2 separate regions of the Mus musculus genome follow, and region 2 is linked to region 1. Evidence: chromatin loops called from intact Hi-C (ENCODE). Cell type or tissue: left cerebral cortex. All regions are shown on one strand. Each heading gives the region's core, and the rest is flanking DNA. Links, peaks and the distances in the headings are about the cores only.

What was found. A loop is a pair of places that touch in the nucleus more often than their neighbours do. Peaks named below come from ENCODE experiments on the same cell type or tissue, not always from the same donor. Only the 100,000 strongest peaks of a DNase experiment are listed, where the experiment ranks them.
Region 2: it touches region 1 in a loop (10-fold over the local background); 3 of 42 quality-filtered maps call a loop at or near these places.

Annotation. Positions count from the first base shown.
Region 1 is chr12:101,597,815-101,605,814 of GRCm38, forward strand. It overlaps Catsperb (cation channel sperm associated auxiliary subunit beta), which reads left to right. Exons shown (of 27, transcript NM_173023.2): 22 at 4,861-4,971. Among named protein-coding and RNA genes, the nearest start is that of Tc2n, 120 kb to the right of the region's middle. In left cerebral cortex, for the core only: no CTCF peak of the experiment used is centred there; no DNase peak of the experiment used is centred there.
Region 2 is chr12:100,931,119-100,942,107 of GRCm38, forward strand. Ccdc88c (coiled-coil domain containing 88C) reads right to left here. Exons shown (of 30, transcript NM_026681.5): 16 at 10,879-10,989; 17 at 9,991-10,117; 18 at 8,967-9,152; 19 at 7,879-8,040; 20 at 6,712-6,989; 21 at 4,508-4,651; 22 at 2,041-2,227; 23 at 650-795. A630072L19Rik (a long non-coding RNA gene) reads left to right here and starts at 6,986. Exons shown (of 5, transcript XR_003950128.1): 1 at 6,986-7,533; 2 at 7,633-10,989. In left cerebral cortex, for the core only: a CTCF peak has its summit at 5,147 (motif pointing right); DNase peaks (open chromatin) are centred at 3,957, 4,174 and 5,146.

The DNA.
Region 1 (8,000 bases), core at 1-8,000:
TAACTCTGTGAAGAATTGAGTTGGAATTTGATGTGGATTTCATTGAATCTGTAGATTGCTTTTGGCAAGATGGCCATTTTGACTATATTAATCCTGCCAATTCATGAGCATGGGAGATCTTTCCATCTTCTGAGGTCTTTTTCTATTTCTTTCTTCAGAGACTTGAAGTTCTTATCATACACATCTTTCACTTGCTTAGTTAGAGCCACACCAACGTATTTTATATTATTTGTGACTATTATGAAGGGTATTGTTTCCCTAGTTTCTTTCTCAACCTGATTTTTTCCTTTGTGTAGAGAAAGGCTACTGATTTGTTTGAGTCAATTTTATATCCATCTACTGCACTGAAGATGTTTATCAGGTTTAGGAGTTCTCTCGTGGAATTTTTGGGGTCACTTATATATACTATCATATCATTTGCAAATAATGATATTTTGACTTCTTCCTTTCCAATTTGTATCCCTTTGATCTCCTTTTGTTGTCAAATTGCTCTGAACAGGATTTTAGTACTATGTTGGGCAGAGAGTGGGCAGCCCTGTGTAGTACCAGATTTTTGGGATTTCTTCAAGTTTCTCTCCATTTAGTTAGATGTTGACTACTGGTTTGCTGTATATTGCTTTTACTATGTTTAGGTATGGGCCTTGATTTCCTTATCTTTCCAAGACGTTTATCATGAATGGGTGTTGGATTTTTGTCAAATGCTTTCTCAGCATCTAATGAGATGATCATGTAGATTTTGTCTTTGAGTTTGTTTACATAGTGGATTATGTTGATGAATTTCCATATATTGAACCACACCTGCATCCCTGGAATGACGCCTACTTGATCATGATGGATGATAATTTTAATGTTTTCTTGTGTTCGGTTTGCAAGAATTTTATTCAGTATTTTTTTGCATTGATATACATAGGGGAAATTGGTCTGAAGTTCTCTTTCTTTGTTGGGTCTTAATGTGGTTTAGGTATCAGAGTAATTGTGGCTTCATAGAACGAATTTGGTAGAGTACCTTCGGTTTCTATTTTGTGGAATAGTTTGAGGAAAATTGGAATTAGATCTTCCTTGAAGGTCTGAGAACTCTGCACTAAACCCATCTGGTCCTGGGGCTTTTTTAGTTGGGAGACAATTAATGACTGTTTCTAATTCTTTAGGGGATATTGGACTGTTTAGATCATTAATCTGATCCTGATTTAAGTTTGGTACCTGGTATCTGTCTAGGAAGTTGTCCATTTCATCCAGGTTTTCCAGTTTTGTTGAGTATATAGCCTTTTGTAGTAGGATCTGATGATGGTTTAGATTTCCTCAAGATCTGTTGTTATGTCTCCTTTTTCATTTATGATATTTTTACTTAGGATACTGTCCCTGTGCCCTCTAGTTAGTCTGGCTAAGGGTTTATCTATCTTGTTGATTTTCTCAAACAACCAGCTCCTGCTTTGGTGATTCTTTGTATAGTTCTTTTTGTTTCCACTTGGTTGAGTTCAGCCACAAGTTTGATTATTTCCTGCCCTCTACTCCTCTTGGGTGAATTTCCTTCCTTTTGTCCTAGAGCTTCTAGGTGTACTATCAAGCTGTTAGTATATGTTCTCTCCATTTTATTTTTGGAGGCACTTAGAGCTATGAATTTTCCTCTTAGGTCTGCTTTCATTGTGTCCCATCAGTTTGGGTATGTTGTGGCTTCATTTTCATTCAACTCTAAAAAGTCTTTAATTTCTTTCTTTATTTCTTCCTTGACAAATGTATCATTGAGTAGAGTTTTGTACAGCTTCCACATGTATGTTGGCTTTCTACTATTTGTGTTGTTATTGAAGATCAGCCTTAGTCTGTGGTGATCTGATAGGATGCATGGGATTATTTCAATATTTTTGTATCTGTTGATGCTTTTCTGTGACTGATTATATGGCCAGTTTTAGAGAAGGTAACATGAGGGGCTGAGAAGAAGGTATATCCTTTTATTTTAGGATAAAGTATTCTATAGATAAATTCTGTTAAATCCATTTGTTCCATAACTTCTGTTACTTTCACTGTGTCTCTGTTTAGTTTCTATTTCCAGGATCTGTCCATTTCTGAAAGTAGGCTGTTGAAGTCTCCCACTATTATTGTGTGCAGTGCAATGTGTGCTTTGAGCTTTTCTAAAGTTTCTTTAATGAATGTGGATACTTTTGCATTTGGAGCATAGATGTTCATAATTGAGCATTCATCTTGGTACATTTTACCTTTAATGAGTATGCAGTTCCCCTCTGTGTCTTTTTTTTATTGCTTTAGGTTGAAAGTCGGTTTTATTCAATATTAGAATGGCTACTCCAGCTTGTTTCTTCAGACCATTTGCTTGGAAAATTGTTTTACAGCCTTTCACTCTGAGGTAGTGTCTGTCTTTGTCCCTGAGGTGGGTTTCCCATATGCAGCAAAAATGTCGGGTCCTATTCATGTATCCAGTCTGTTAGACTATGTCTTTTTATTGGGGAATTGAGTCCATTGATGTTGAATGATATTAAAGAAACGTGATTGTTATTTCCTGTTATTTTTGTTGTTAGAAGTGGAATTATGTTTCTGTAGCTATCTCCTTTAGGGTTTGTTGAAAGATTAGTTTCTCCTTTCTAGGGTGTAGTTTTCCTCCTTGTGTTGGTGTTTTCCATCTATTATCCTTTGTAGGGCTTGATTTATGGCAAGATATTGTGTAAATTTTGTTTTGTATAACATCTGTCTAGGATCTTCTGGCTTTCATAGCCTCTGGTGAGAAGTCTGGTGTAATTCTATAGGCCTGCCTTTATATGTTACTTGACCTTTTTCCCTTACTGCTTTTAATATTCTATCTTTATTTAGTGCATTTGTTGTTCTGATTATTATGTGTCAGGTGGAATTTCTTTTCTGGTCAAAACTATTAGGATTTCTTTAGGCTTCATGTATGTTCATGGGCATCTCTTTCTTTAGGTTAGGGATGTTTTCCTCTATAATTTTGTTGAAGATATTTACTGGCCCTTTAAGTTGAAAATCTTCATTCTCATATATACCTATTATCCTTAGGTTTGGTCTTTTCATTGTGTCCTGGATTTCCTGAATGCTTTGAGTTAGAATCTGTTTGCATTTTGCATACTTTGATTGTTGTGTCCATGTTTTCTGTGGAATCTTCTGCACCTGAGATTCTCTCTTCCTTGTATTCTGTTGGTGATTCTTGCATCTATGGCTCCTGATTTCTTTCCTGGAATTTCTATCTCCAGAGTTGTCTCCCTTTGTGATTTCTTTATTTGTTTCTACTATTTTTTAGATCTTGGATAGTTTTGTTCAACTCCTTGACCTGTTTGCTTGTGTATTCCTGTAATTCTTTAGGGGGTTTTAATGTTTCTTCTTTAAGGGCTTCTACCTGTTTACCTGTGTTCTCCTATAATTCTTTAAGGGCTTTTTGTGATTCATCTTTAAGGACTTCTACCTATTTAGCTGTGTTCTCCTGTATTTCTTTAAGGGACTTATTAATGTCCTTCTTAAAATCCTCTACCAGCATCATGTAATATGATTTTAAATCCGTATCTTGCTTTTCTGGTGCTTGGGGTATCCAGAACTCGCTGTGGTAGGAGTACTGGGTTCTGATGATGCCACGTATTCTTGGTTTCTGTTGGTAAGTTTCTTACATTTTCCTTTCACCATCTGGTAATCTCTGGTGTTAGATGATCTAGCTGTCTCTGGCTGAAACTTGTACCTCCTGTGAGTCTGTAAGCCTGTGTCAGCACTCCTGGGAGACCAGCTCTCTCCTGGCAAGACCAGTGCACAAAGGACTGGGGATCAGCTCCACCTCCTGGCTGAGGATGAAGGCTAGTAGTAGGACCTTGTCCCAGAAGCTCTGTTGCTTCTGTGGCCTGTGCTCTTCTGGGATAACCGGTCTTATGGAGACACAGAAGAGAAAATGGTGATCTCCCCTGAATCCTGAAGTCAGAGCACTCCCTGGAGGCAATCTCTCCTCTGACAGGGAAGTTACACAGAGGACTGAGGATCAGCTCCACCTCCTGGCTGAGGATGAAGGCCTATAGTAGGACCATGTCCCAGAAGCTCTCTCATTATGCTTTAATTCTGAGGTTAATATGAAGATAGACTATAACTTTAAAAATTGCAAAAATTTATATAGCAAATGATTTTATAAAGTTGATGACCGAATGTTAAAATATTATTTTCATATCAATTATACTCTTGTCACAATCTACTTAACAAAGTTTGATTACATTTCAGTGAAAATTATCTTCCAGAGTAGGTTTTTTTTTCTTCCCGGGGTCGGGGTGGGGGTAAATAACTTAACTAAAATTAGTTTGTATGGTGCATATTTCATGCAAATGAAGTGTGCCTGTGGTGTGATAATTTAAACATATTTAAACAAAAGGTGAATGCACAAAATTCCTGCTGCTCAGATCACTGCAGCTTTAGGACCCAGTTTCTTTTACTAATTTAAAAACAAAATGAAAAACATAATAAAGAAAGTTGTACCTGAAAAAAACAAACTAACTAAAAATTAGCTGATGTACTACATTTAGGTCTGTGATAGAAAAGAAATAAGCAAAACTTGAAACTGTGATCTAACTGCATCTCTGTGACTCTTTGCTAAAAATGCTTAGAAATATCCTCCATTAACTTTATGAAACCTATTTTAAGTACTAAAAGTCATTTTCACTTCCTTTCAAAATCCAAATTACATCATCACAGAGTCAGGTCTCTGAAATTACAGAAACTGAGTGGGAGAGAAAGTGAAGTGGTAAAATACATTATAGTACATTCAGCTGAAAGTGAAATATTTATGCAGAATGGTTGTATGGAAAAGACAAAACATTTATGAGGTGATGAATAATAACACATAGCCCTCTTCCTTTGCTTAATCTTTTGCAGATAAACTACAGACCTCCATCCCACATGGGAATTTCTATTCCACTCACAGATAATTTTTATCATGCAGACCCTAGCAAACCCATACCGAGAAATCAATTTCACAAGTCAAAGGTAAATAATTTGTCTATAAATGAACTTCTGCAGTGTTTGATTCATATTTGAACACCAGGGTCAAAAAGTGGGAGTGGGTGGGGAGGGGGTGGAGGGGAAGGGTATGGGGGACTTTTGGGATAGCATTGGAAATGTAAATGAGGAAAATACCTAATTAAAAAAAGAAATGTAAATAAAGAAAATGTCTAATAAGATTTAAAAAAAAATCACTGTCCTCATTTAGATAGGTTAGCTGATATGTGTACTTGCCATCAAGCCTGAATCTCAGGCTTGACCCCTAGGAAGTAGTACAAGGAAAGAATTGATTCCAGCTAGATTACTCTGGACTCTATCCACACACCATAACAAACTCACCACACATACACAGAGACACATGCAAATGCACTATACAGATGTACTCATGTGCACACACACAATCACTCCATGTATACATGCATACGTACAGACTTAACAGTTTTTAAGAGTATTTATACTGTAGATGGACACAGTTATAGGATGAGGTACTTAAGCTATTTTTCATATTTCTCAAGGAGTTCTGCTGCTCCTTTTTTAGCCACTGCATTGATAACTTCAGCTACTCACAGACACTATTTTGCAGCCAAGAAGTCTCAATGGACTCTCTCCTTGACTTCTTAGCTCCCAAATAAACCTCAAAGGAGACACATAGACAAAGAGCACTGTGTTTTCAAAGTAGAGAACTTACAACTGTCTCATGTCTTCAGCAACTCCTTGTACTAGCATAGACACATTTAAATTCCTGCTATATCATGCCTACAATATAGGCTGGCTCCTTAGAACTGGACAGCCACCTTTCTGGAGGTTAGAAGAGATTGGTGGAACAGAGGGAAATGTTAGTTTTCCTAGAAAAAGTTACTTGGTGTTGAATCGTTTTAAGCACTTTTGTTCAGAGACAGGGACCTTAAGTGTCATATGATTTATGAACTGTATGAAATTACATTGTTAAAGATGCGATTTACAACTATGTCAAAGATGAAGTCAAATTTAGCCTTGCTCAAAGTTTTATGAGGAGGCTTTTTAAAAAGCTTGTTGTACTTGTTGATTTATCTCCCTTATGTATTTCCTTTGGACTGATGTGCTGGGAACAACATTCCAGCATGCTAGAGACAAAGGCAAATGACTCTCTGTAAGATGTAAAGCCAAGGCCTTGACCAGTCTGGCTAGTCAAAGGAGAATTTCCTTTTGTAAATGAGATGTTAGGTGGTTTGTGCAGTTCATTGGTCAAGTTTCAGGGTGAGAATAGAGTGCTAATATAGTTAAACTCAAAGATCACACATCTTCTGGTCCTAAGCAAACAAAGCCCACTATTCCTATATTCTGCTGTAACAGGCCATGCAGAAAAATGATTATTGTCTCTGCTCTAAATCCAAGTTGTAGTTTGATTTTGTCAGATGTGTTGAAGTTCTAGACACTAAGCCAAACAGAAATCCATATCAGGATCTGGAATGAGAGACTTCCCCTTCTGCTTGCCCTGTCTTTTCATCATGCTTCAACATGACAGCCCTCCAGCTCACTCTAGCCTAGGCATGTTGGCCTCTTTTCTGTTTCTCTGATATGTTCCCAAGTCAGACTTTGCAGCTGCAAGACCACCCCTTCATCTTCTGTCATATGTCACACCCCACTGTGACCTTTGTCAGTATTTTGCTTTAATGCCCAGCTCAGAGTGAGGCCTTCCCTGACCAATCCCTGTATAATGATAGCCCTATCTCTACCATCCCTGACTCCCTATTCCTTCCTATATTCTCCAAACTATGTGTTACTGCTCTAACACTTCACTTGCTAGTTTTATTTTTGTGTCCTTCGGTCTTCCCAAGAAAGTAAGCTCATAAAGCAAGACTGATTTCTTGCTGGTTTGCTTTGTTTTTCCTGATACTAAAGGTTAAACCAAGGCCCACAACATTCTAGTCGAAAGTTTTTATTTGTTTTGACCTGTTCCTACAATATCCCATGTATTCCAGGCAGCATCTGACAAAGGACTGTTAAGAAATTGTTGAATGAGTATATTATGATAGCCCATATGTATGTAATCTCAGCAGTTGAGAATCCCAAGGTAGGAGCATCAGGAGTTTGAGGACAGCTTGTGTAACACAGTATGTCTGAGGCCTCAGATAGACACTGCTGAGAGAGAGAGAGAGAGAGAGAGAGAGAGAGAGAGAGAGAGAGAGAGAGAGAGAGAGAGAGAGATTACAAACTAATAATACATATTTCATTCATGTTCTTATACACATAAAATATTCCTAGATTACCACATTTCTTGCTGAATTAATCTAGGATTTAAGGGCAAGAAGTTCTGCTCTAAACAGTGAGTCACTAAGACACTGAGTTCTCCAACTACAATTTCTTTCAAAGATAAGAACCTGTCTTCTTACTATGCCAAGTTCCTCCATTGACATAAGTTGTTTTTGCTTAGATATCCTTACTTTACATTGATTCCCCCTGCTGCTTTATACCTTGGACCATCTGCCTCTAGACCATGCTCAGCCTCTGTCCTGAGCTATTGTTCCCGCCCGCAGGAACGCACACGGGACACAAGATCCTTTCGTAGCTAATCTTTATTACATGTTGATGAGAAAGACAAAGAAGGCTCAGAAACGTGTTGCTTAAGTACCCCCTGGTGTGACGTGTCTATACCCGACTGGCAGCTTCACCCACGATCTCCTACACCCCCCGGATGGGCTAGTGACTTGGCCGGCTTTTGCTCCTTGCACATGCGCACATAGCTTGTTCTTTGTTTAGGTGGCATAAGGCACTGTGGAGCCAGCACCATCTTATGATGGTAAATGTTATTGCGGCTCTCCACAAGCCTCATGGGTTGGGGATGGGGTGGCAGAGAATCAATGGCTTAGACTCCAGGAGCAGGCGAGAACTCCACAGCAAGTTCATGAGAATGCTTCCAAAATCTCCTTTATTAATTCTTCTGGATCACCCTTTATACCTTCAACCCATGTCCCATTGGTCCCAAGCAAGCATGTCTTCCAAATAGCAATTCTCAGTTGGCTGTCACTGTGTCA
Region 2 (10,989 bases), core at 1,327-9,326, 670 kb before region 1:
GGTGGCTCACAACCACCCGTAATGAAATCTGAAGTCAGTTACATTGTACCTATGTACAGTAATAAATAAAATCTTTAAAAAAAAAAAAAAGAAAAAGGAAAGGCTGATGAGGGGGGAAAAGATAGCTCAGTTGGTAAAATAATGGCCATGGAAGCCTGAGGACCCGAGTTTGATCTCTAGAAGCCACATAAAAAGCCAGGCATAGTAGGACGGCCTTTGTGACCTCAGTGGGGAAGAGACAGGCGGATCTGGGGGGTTCACTGGCCAGCCATCCTAGCCTAGTCAGGAAGGCATAGACCAGTGAGAGATGTTTTCTCAAATGACACTCAAGCTGACCTCTGGCTTCCACGTGTGCCTTCCCATACATGTGCACGTAGAGAGGTGGAGGGGTGGGGTGGGGGAGCGCACATGAGAGTAGGAAACCTCACATAGGCACAAAGCCACTGTCTACCGCCTCTGGAAATCTAGAACATTCCATAAAATAGTACGGTTCCATCTCTAACCTCTAAACCCTAATGGCTAGGGCCTGTTCTGTCCTGAGAGTGACAGGTGTATTGGGGGAGGAGAAGGCAGGGCATCAGGTGTCTGAGTAAGGACTGCATCCGCCCCTGGTGGACGCGCCGCCTGCCACAGCCCACAGCCCACTCACATGTACTGCTTCTGCTCCTCGTGGTACTGCTCCTTGCTCTCCATGTTCTGTTCCAGGAGCATCTGGTTCTGCTGACTCAGCAGCTGGATCTGGCTCAGCAGGTGATGATTCTCCTCCTCTAAGTTCCCCTTGAGCCGGGAGAGCAGCTGGAACACAGACCGACAGTGGCTCAGGCGCCACATGACCCACCACCCAGCCCTGTTCCCTACCTGGCAGCCCCAGGCGGTGTCGAGAGCACAGATCAGACACCAGGGCTGCGGTGCGAAACCAGACGTACAACAGACGCTAAAAACTTGGTATGAAAAGCGGGACCAGAAGGTTGTATGTGAAATGGTATTTTTGATCTACTAGCTAAATAAAGTGTTATTACAATTAATTTCACTAGGGCCAGGGAGGTGGCTCAGTGGTGGAAGTGACATCCCCAGCACGAGAAAGAAAAATTTATTAATCTCATTGAAAAAAAGAACTGTGTTGAAGGTGGCTACTACAAAGTGCTTAACTGCACAGGTAGCTTTCATATTTCAACTAAAAGCTCTGCTGCGAAAGAAAGAAAGAAAGAAAGAAAGAAAGAAAGAAAGAAAGAAAGAAAGAAAGAAAGAAAGAAAGAAAGAAAGAAAGAAAGTCTTTTATGCCCAAAGCCAGAGACTAGAAAGACCTTGGGCTCTCCAAGTCACCTCCGTCTTGTGCCTTTGTAGCATAAAAGCTGTGTTGGAGAACCCAAGAGTGGCTGTGTCCCAACAAAGCTTCACTCACACACTGACAAAAACTTCACGTAATTTTCACTAGCCACAAAGTATCGTTCATTTGAATTTTTAGTTCCAACTGTTAAAAATGTCGAGAGCTGTTCTTAGTCTGTGGGCTGAGTAGGCGCAGGTGGTAGGGAGGGCCTGGCCTGTGGGCTGAAGTTCACAGATTTTGTTTTAGGACAGCACTGTGGTGTGGTGGGAAGGCCCAGAGGCTTTGAAGGCAGAGACTGGGCTCCCATCCTACTCGCAGTGGGTCTCTCAGAAATCAAACTCTCTGTTCAACGGGAGCTATCTGAAATTCTATCTAAAGGAGGGCTTTGCTTCCCATAATGGTCATTTCTGACTCAGCTCTGCGTCACCAACCACTGGATCCCCCAGCCCCAGGATCCAAGCTGGACAGCTACCCTCAAACCCAGACCAGTTTGCCCATGTAGCTGTCTACTGAAAGAGGTTACCAAAGATGGTGCTACCATGTCCCGAAGGACCAATGGGAGACACTGCCAACCTCATGGGGCAAATATCAGACAAGGTGGCTTCTGAAATGTTCCTACCACAGGTGGCACTCTGATCTAACCTTGGCTTCAAGGACATCTCAAGTCTCTGAGAAGCTACCTGGGAGGAGGCTGGTCCCTCACAGTGTCTCACCTCACAGTGGTTGTCCATCTTGGTCAGAGAGATGTCCATGCTCTGGTGCTGCTCCTTAAGCTCGTCGAAGCGCACCTGCCAGCGGCTCAGCTCCAGCTGAGAGTTGTTGAGCGAGGTTTTCAACTCCTTGGTGTGGGCGTGCAGCTCTTCATACTCCCCTTTCAGCTGCTGGTGCAGGAAGCTGATCCTAGGGTTGGAAAGCCATGGGGCAGAGGGGCTAAAACGCACTCCAAAAGACGGAAAGGCCCGCGCTGTGGGTCCTGTCTCTGCTCTGACAGGTGCAGGCATGCAAAGTCAACCTGTGCATAATGTAAGAACACTGAGCAAAAATCGCTGCTTTTCTAACTGTGCTCTGGGGCTCTAGGACGACATCCCTGATGCCATACTGGTCTAGGTGGGGGGAGGAGGACAAGAACCAGGTTAAGACACTGAACACAAAAGGACATCGTGGACTGTGCCTCCCAGAGACGAGGAAGAATCTACTTGCTGTCCCCAGACTCTCTGTACAGAGGGATTATCTGAGGAGCTTTGCCTCCCGTAACAGCCAGCGTGACCCAGCTCTGTGTCACCAACCACTGGCTCATCCAGTCCCAGGAGCTAACCTAGGCAGCTACACTCGAACCCAGGCCGTTTTGCTCATGTCTACTGAAACGAAGAAGACATCTCAGCCTATTGTAAAAGACATGGCCTTTTACATTATAGTTTAGGCGTTCTGGTATAAGTGAAAGACAAAACAAAACAAACAAAAAGCTGTGCTAATAAAAGAAAAACAGAGAATTTTTTTTTTCTCTAAAATGCTGTGCCCAACAGTCCCACCCAGCCGTGATGCCCATGAACCACATCAGCCACCAGCACAGCCTGATAATCTTACAAGTGTAATAGTGGTGCGAGCACCTCGGTGGTAACCAATTGGAAACCTACCTAAATAATCAGGTCTGATGCACTCATAATTAATTACGCTTTTGTAAGAAAACATATGGAGTTAGTCACTGAAAAAAAAATAAAATAAAAAAAATGCTGTGCCCAACTCGGTGGGGCTTTCTAACTCCTGAGATTATAAAATGGGATGTGTAGGTAAGGGACTATGTAAACCTACAACAATACAATTATTGCCGTCCTAACTCTCATAATTCAGCTAGCTTTCCAAAAACTTGACTCTCAGGCTGGAGAGACGGCTCAGTAGTTAAGAGCACGTGCAGCTCTTGCACAGGGCCTGATTCCCACACCCCTGCAGGGACCTCACACTAACTATAAACTCCAGCTAGAGGAAGAGCTGCCATCTCTGCCTCCACGGGTAGCTGCACTCATGTGCACACACCCACGCACAGATACACACAATTATTAAAACACAGAAGTAAATCTTAAAAACCCCAGCTGCATATGAGGTACCTGGCCTCACAGAGTGGAAACAGGAATGACCTGATCCCAAGGTGGCCAAATTCTGTCCATTACAGGTCACAGTGTTTGTGACCGTCCAAATGCTCCGAATCACAGCCTGTGCACCCGAGGGGGCAGCATTTCCCTAAATGCTTGCCAGGGCCCCTTTGCTAGGATAAAGGAACACCAGGACGTGGAAGGAAGCAGTGTTTCCCCCAATCGGACTTGAAACAATACAAGGTCTGGACTCAGTTCTGGCTCTTGTTAACCAAAGGTTTCACCTTGAGTGTTACCTGATCTCTGAGCTACCAGATTTCCTCATCTCTACAACAGGAAGGGGCGGCAGCCAGCAGTCCAGATCTATTAAATTGCTGCAAACATGGAATTGGTGGACACTGAACTTTGCTCCTAGGGAGAACACCGGGCTCTCCTTGGTTTACAATGCAGTTTTGGGTGAGTGCCTGCTCCAAGGCGCTTTATGTAACAGCCTCGAGCCAGCCTCCAGGCAAGGGAAGCTTATCTGACACAGGTTTTTTTCTCTGCTATTCTGTATTCAGAGACACTGACTACACCAGAGCACTGTGCCCCAGGGCTGTTTTACACAGCAAGATAAGGACTCTACACTAAACACTAAAGACCTGCACGGACCAGATCCTGTTCGTAAGGGGAGGGATGTAACAAGGCAGCTGGATGAACCTGATGACACAAATATCCTGCGAGCTCTGCATGTCTACAAAAGATCCACAAATAGGAATGAGATTCTGGTTACAATGAAGCCCTAGTGAGTGGCTGCATCTGTTGACTAAGGAAGACCACAGTGGCTCCTGGGGGCTGGGCTCACATCCGAAGGGGACTATGCCTACCCAGATACATGACCCATCCCTTCCTTGGACTGGCTGAGTACCACCACCTAGCCCGCGCCAGCACAGCCCTCCACTCCTTCCCTAGCCAAAATCATGCAGTTCATAAGAACACGTGACCAGGAGTTCACCAGCCTCCACTAGTGGTTTTCAGAGAGGCCTGGTCTGGACGAGCTATTGATGTCACCCCCACTACTGCCAGGGCTGGGCGTGCCTGCCCCTGTGCTCACCTGTCCAGCTCTCCTCGAAGCCTCTGGTTCTCGCTCGTGGCAATGGCGTTGGTCTTCTGCTCCCGCTCAAGTGCCTCCCGCTCGGTGCTCAGTACTTTCTCCAGCTCCTCCAGCTCTGCCTTACGCTGCTGTAAGTCTCCGTGCCTAGTGGCGGAAGCATGGCCAGGCTTTATCTACCACAAGCAACTCACACTCCGGGAAACTGGAACATACCCTCTCAGAAAGAGGGGGGATTCCTCTGAAACCTTTTCTCTGGGGAGAGGTGAGAGGCTGGACGGCAGGGAAGCAAGAGAAATGTTGCCAGAGTGGGGTCGTCCATCACTGGCTCCCCCAGTGTCAGGTTCATCTTCTATTCCCTGTCATGGCCTGTCTCCTTTTGTAGGCCGCCCGAGAGCATTAGGGTTTTACTCTACACCTTTTAGAGACTTGTGCTACAAAGTGGCTCATTAAGAACCAGTAGATCTAAAGGAAACCACAGAATAAACAGCTAAATTCCGTGTATGAAGCAGCTAATCCCCCCTCACACCCTCCTGTATGGGAGCCCACATATCTGTTCCTGGCATTGGGAGTGGGTGGGTGAGACCTCCCTGCCATGATGAATTTTCTTTCTCACTCAATCCTTGCAGGTTGCACAGCTGCCACTGGGGGGCAGCATAGCACAAGGGTAGAAAAGTGACAAACCCTGACTGTCACCCTAGACTCTCCAAGTCAGTGAGAGGAGAGGCCTGAGGCAGGTTCCTCAATCATCCTGCTCAGAAATCTGCTCCCTCCCCCCTCCCCCACTTCTCTTCTGAGTTCATAGCAGTAGCACGGTTGGGGTCTCCAGTCTCTTCTCTAGTCCCACCCTCCACATCAGCTGCACCTGGATCATCTCACTGGAGCCCCAAGTAGGAAAGTCACTTAATGGCCAAAGTGCAGAGGTGGCCCCATCATGGTGGGGGATGAGATGAGAGAACCGTCGGGCTTCCACCTAAGTTAGTGATTGTGGGGGAATCATGGAGGTTGACAAATAAAGGCCACAGACTGACCAGCAGGGCTGCCTGCCTAATCCCTGCTCCCCGTGTGGCACTTCAGCAGGGCACACTCAGCCCACAGGCTTTTGGGGTCTGGCTTACTACCACTGAGCCTTTGACAAGACAGTAAGTTTATGGCAGGAGTCCAGTTAGGTAGCAGATGAGAACTCAGACTTTACTCAGTGCTGTGTGACAGACACTCACAGCCCAGTGCACAGACGGAAGGAGCCTCCAGCTATGTCCAGCCAAGGACACTAAGTAGCTGACAAGACAGGACTTTGGACCCTCAGTATGTGCGCTCAGGGATCTAGAACCCTCGGTGCATGGGCAGGAGCTCAGCCAACAGTGGGTGAATCAACGACACAGGAGCTCAGCCAACAGTGAGTGAATCAAGGACACACATCCCAGGACCTGGGATGCTATGGTGAAAAGTTAGCACATAGTATTTTTCAACATATGCAAAGTATACCTTTAAAAAAAAAAGAAAGAAAAGCACCTGGTGTGGATTAAAGGATGAAGGTAGTGTGGGCATCTGGGGGGGGCAGCTGAGGGCTCAGCTCCCTCCCTCCCTCTCTCGACCTTCCAACTGTGCTGAGATCAGAGGTGTGGGGTTACTCTGTGTTTTGTTGTACACGTTAAATACTTAACATAATGGGAGGATTTGGGTTGGTCCCCCCGCCCCGCCCCCTCCTTTAAGCAAGCATTCTAGCCTCAGACTTGGAAAAGGGATTCTGAAGTGTGGATAAACACAACCCTGCACAATGGTAGCCAGAATTTTCCCAAGGGTGTAGGTCAGACGGAGGAGGAAGGAGAAAGCATTCTTAGAGAATAGGTCTCCAAGTGTCTACACTGGGCCACCCAGAACCAGCGTGGGCCATGGCACTCCTTGGCCCCAGTGTCCCCTGCCACAATCCCCAGCTGGACAAACAAAAAGGAAGCAGAAGTTGCTAAAGGCTCTATTTCCTTCCCTTGAGAAAGCTCAGGTGCAAGCAACAATGCAGAGCAGCCTGCCAAGAGGAAATGTGGGGGAGAGACGAGATGCACTTGGCCCTTAGGAAAGTACCACAAGCTCTGTGACAGCCTAAGGGGCTCAACACAGCAGCTGCCTCCACCACAGGCCGTCTCCCCACACCAGCCTGCCTGTCCCCAGCCTCGGCCTCCCTTGCCTCCAGGCCCCCCCCCACCTCTCACCTCTCCCCCAGCTCCTTGTGCTCCAGCTCCAGGTTCCTGTGCAGCGTCTTCAGGCAGCTGTGCTGGCGGATGAGGGCCTCATACTCTGAGGACTGGCACTCGTACAGGGTGCCCAGGTGCTTGTGGTCCTGCAGCAGGGCTTCATAGACGGCTGCCAGCTGCTCCTGCTGCTGCTGCAGACCCTCGTGCTCGGCCTCCTTGGCAGCCTGCTGGCTCTGCAACACCGTGTACTGTGCACTGAGCGCTGCGTTCTGGGAACTCAGTGTGGAATTCTCCACCTGGAGGGAGAGCAGAGAGCCCTGCGAGTGATCAGGCCGAGGATGACCAGCAACAGCCAGCCTCAGAGGGACCTCAAGGCAGGCCAGCCGGGGACAGTGCTACCGGAACTTGAGGACTTGGCTTAGGAAGTGGGGCCAACATGGCAAAACGCTGGCTGCGAGAAGGATATCATCCTGAGCCAACTCCAGAAATCATGTCCTCCGTCTACGTGAGCCCCTTGCATGTCATTACTGATTATTTTTAAAGCCTATTTTCTTGAGTACCAGATAATACTGTCAACCAATTGATTTTTACATATTTATTTTTGTGCTGTTGGGGCCTGAACCAAGGACCTTGTGTACATGCTAAGCACTTTTATTAACGGGCCACATCTGACCACCTGAGTTTTTAAAGTATTCTAACACAACCCCAAGACATTAAAAACTGAACAGGGGCCAGAACTGCTCTTATATTAAAACCAGACAAAGACTTTTTCCAAAACAAAGTAACAAACCAACATCCTATTTTCTTATTTTAACAAAACAAACCCAACTTCTCTGCCAAGTAAGTTTCCTGTTTATTGTCTCTGCCCCATATGTAACTTTCCAACTTTTCCCAGAAATTACATTAATGAATAATTTTTCATTTCCCCATCACCTATAGACCACAGGATAAGCAGACTGAGGGGCTGGCCCTGCTGGCTGCTTCCAGCAGAGGGAAGCCAGGTCACAGCCTCATTTGCCCTCTATCAGCATAATACAGGTATACTGCACAGAAACTGTTCCACCAAGCTTAAAAAGAGACTGTATACATCTACGGTATACAGTAAGCCTCTTAGCAACCAGCCTGTCTCCAGGTCCCCCTGCCTGGCCTTGCAGCTCCCACGAGGCACCATTAGCGTCCTGCTACCTGCAGCTTCGCAGTCTGGGTCTGCAGCGTGGTGGTGTGCTCTTGCAGGAAGGCGCTCTGCTTCTGTAGGGTCAGGATCTGGCTGCTGAAGGACACGTTCTGAGTCTCCAAGTGCTGTAGTTGCTCCTTCAGCAGCTGCCTCTCGGCCTGAAGAGCTGCGTTCTAGGGGAGAAGCACGCGCCAGTTACACACAGCATGGTGAGCATAGGGCCTGGGGTTTTACTGAACCTTCAAGGGCAGAGGTAGCTGGGGGTCTTCAGGTACGGGAAGTTAATAGTTTCTGTCTTGGAAAAGGACAATGAATAGAATTTACAGAGACAATATAGGGACTACTGCCTGGGCCCTGGGGCATACAGGCACGAATGCCACTTACATGAGTCCCTTTGTTTCCTTTGGTGTGGAATACCCCAAAAGTACTTTTCTGTGAGCTGAAGCCACTCCCCCCACTGACTACAGAGCTCAAGCCCTCATCACTAGCTGTCCATATCCCTGAGACAGCGAGTGGAACAGGAAACTAACAAAGGCCGTATCTATTACGCCACTGATCAGGCTAAGAGGCAGGGCCCGGGCTGGTGCTACCCCTCATCAGCATGCCTTGGCGAAAGCCTCTAATGTTGTCTCAGCTCTCTTGTCCATTGAGAATCATCGGGATGGACTTCATGAAGTCACTGCTGTGAAACAAACAGAACTGGAGGACTTAGCATGCACTGGAGACCTTTTTCTGATAAGGGCCAAGAGTAAGTACTCTCAGGTCTGGTGGCCACATTATCTCTGTCCCAACGACGAAAGCTGCCCCTGCCCTGGCAGTGGGAAAGCAGCCAGAGCACGTGCAAATATAAAAGGTGCGGCTGCATGTCAATAAAGCTTTGCTTAGATACAGCTTGGGAGGAGAGGCTGGGATGCAGCTCTGGAAAACCCAACACGATGGGGATGAGGCTGGTGGATCTGCTCTGGGCGTGTCACAGCAGGTAGGCTTCAGCCCGGGAGACTGGGTGTGCTCCCCCTGGGCCAGGACAACTCAGCAGTGACAGTCTGCTATACTGGGACACCTGCAAACAGTGTGGTCACTTTGCGGGCAGCCCACTCACACTGCGCTCCAGCTCGATGGCCCGGTCCTTCACACGGAGTAGCTCCATGGTGGCCTCTTTATGGCTGGGCTCCCAGGCCTCCTTCTCTTGGTGACTGGTGACCTTGCCCGGAGGGCGCTTCAGTGCGTTCTGTGCCTTGTCTCCACCCTCTTGGGTCTGCCTCAGCTGCTCATGTTCTTTCTTTATCTGCAGGCCATGTTGAAAAGCAGACTCAGGTGGGAAGGAGCCGCGCAGGAACCCCAGGAGTGGGTAGGGAGGGACCCCTCACAGAGTCTCAGACACCCACCCACGCACCCCCCCCCCCCGAGGAGGGATGGGCCATGTGTTCCTCCCCCAAAAAAGGAAAGGTGGGGATGTGAACTCATGCCTGCCTCAGGCCCCACCTTAGTTACATGTCTACAGCTCTTATTGGTTGCCTGAGCCTCCAGTCTATGCCACACAATAGAGGCAAACCAGGCACAATCAGTCAGTCATACATCTCACAGAGGCCTTGCCAGCTCTGCCTCTGTCTGACTTCAGATCCCAAATAACTCTGTAACCAGGGCATGTGCCACATGTTCAAAAAAGGGAAACCATATACGAGTCCACCCATAGATGGAGACTGGGATGCACACAAAAGTGTGCGCGTGTGTAAACCACCTTATTGACATGCGTGGAAAGTGTGAGAAAAGCATGTCTATATGTATATAGCGTGTGCACATGTGTTCATGTTCTCAACATGTACTTGTATGTGCCTAAGAGCTGACATATATTCATGAAGGTCCTGTCTCATCCAAGGGGCCTGCGGAGCCTGCAGGTCTTTACTTGGTCCTCTCGACTTTCTTATGTGCCTGTTCTTGACCTGGAAGTGTGGGACTGCCCTGAGCCCACTCACTGTGTATCTGCTTCCTCCCCACTATGTATCTGGCTCGTGTGTGCCCCTATACCCTGAGGTTGGCACCCTCAGGATCCTACATCTCGTCATCTGTCCAAAGCACTGCTCTTGGTAGCTCTGGGGAGGGTATGACCTCAGCCTGGCCCTTACCATCTGCAGCTCAATCTGGAGTTGGCGACTCAAGCTCTCTTTCTCTTCCACCTGTGCCTCCAAAAACACAATCTTTTCTTCTTTCATAGCCAGTGTTGTTTTCAAGGCTGATTCGGTTTTGCCTTTTCTGACAACATAAAGAGACAATAATAGTACAGTCTTCATCCCCTTCACCTCTAATCCCATCTCCCTGTGGTCATCTTCCCACTAAGCTGGTTTTATCTGCCACCAGCAGAAGGTGTCCCAGGGACCCTGGGAGCCAAACCCATTGCCTAGACCCCTTACAGGGGGTGGGAGAAGAGGCTGTTTCTTCAGCTGACACATCTGTAACACCATCACACAAAATACTATGACTCCATGTTACAGCCACCTCTTAAAGAAGTGTTCTTTCACAAACACTTTACAGACAGGGAGACTCCATCTCAGAAAACCCCAGATCTCGGTCCAGGGTCACAAGACCAGGCGTGTGGCAGGCCTGCAGCCTTCCCACTGCAACAAACATGTCAAAGCAGGCATGTGAATCTTGTTGGCTACAAATCCAGAAAAGGGTTGCCAATACTAGATTTCTTTGAAAAGCCATGCTGTTCAAGGAAAGCAGAGCTGGGAAAAACTGCAAACATCGAATTAAAAAGAGAAGTGGCTCTTCCTGTGGCTGGGTGCAGGTCAGTCTGGAGCCTGTCACACACGCAGGAGGCCCTGGGGTTATTGGCCAGAACCACACATAGTCTTTTTATCACACAAAACAATCTCCTTCCATATCTCCTGAGACTCCTAGGGCCAAGACCTGAGCCGCCTAGGACAGACACGGAGTCGAGCCACACAGTGACCCAGAAGTTCAGCCTCATCAGAGCAGAGCGGTAGGTAATGCAAGGTGCCCGCCGTCCTTACCCGTCACCGTGACCGTCATCCTCCTGCAGCAACAGGTCCTTGCTGAGGCCGACCTTCTCCAGCTCCTGGCTCAGCTTGTCCAGCTCGCTGCTTAGCTGCTGGCTCTTCAAC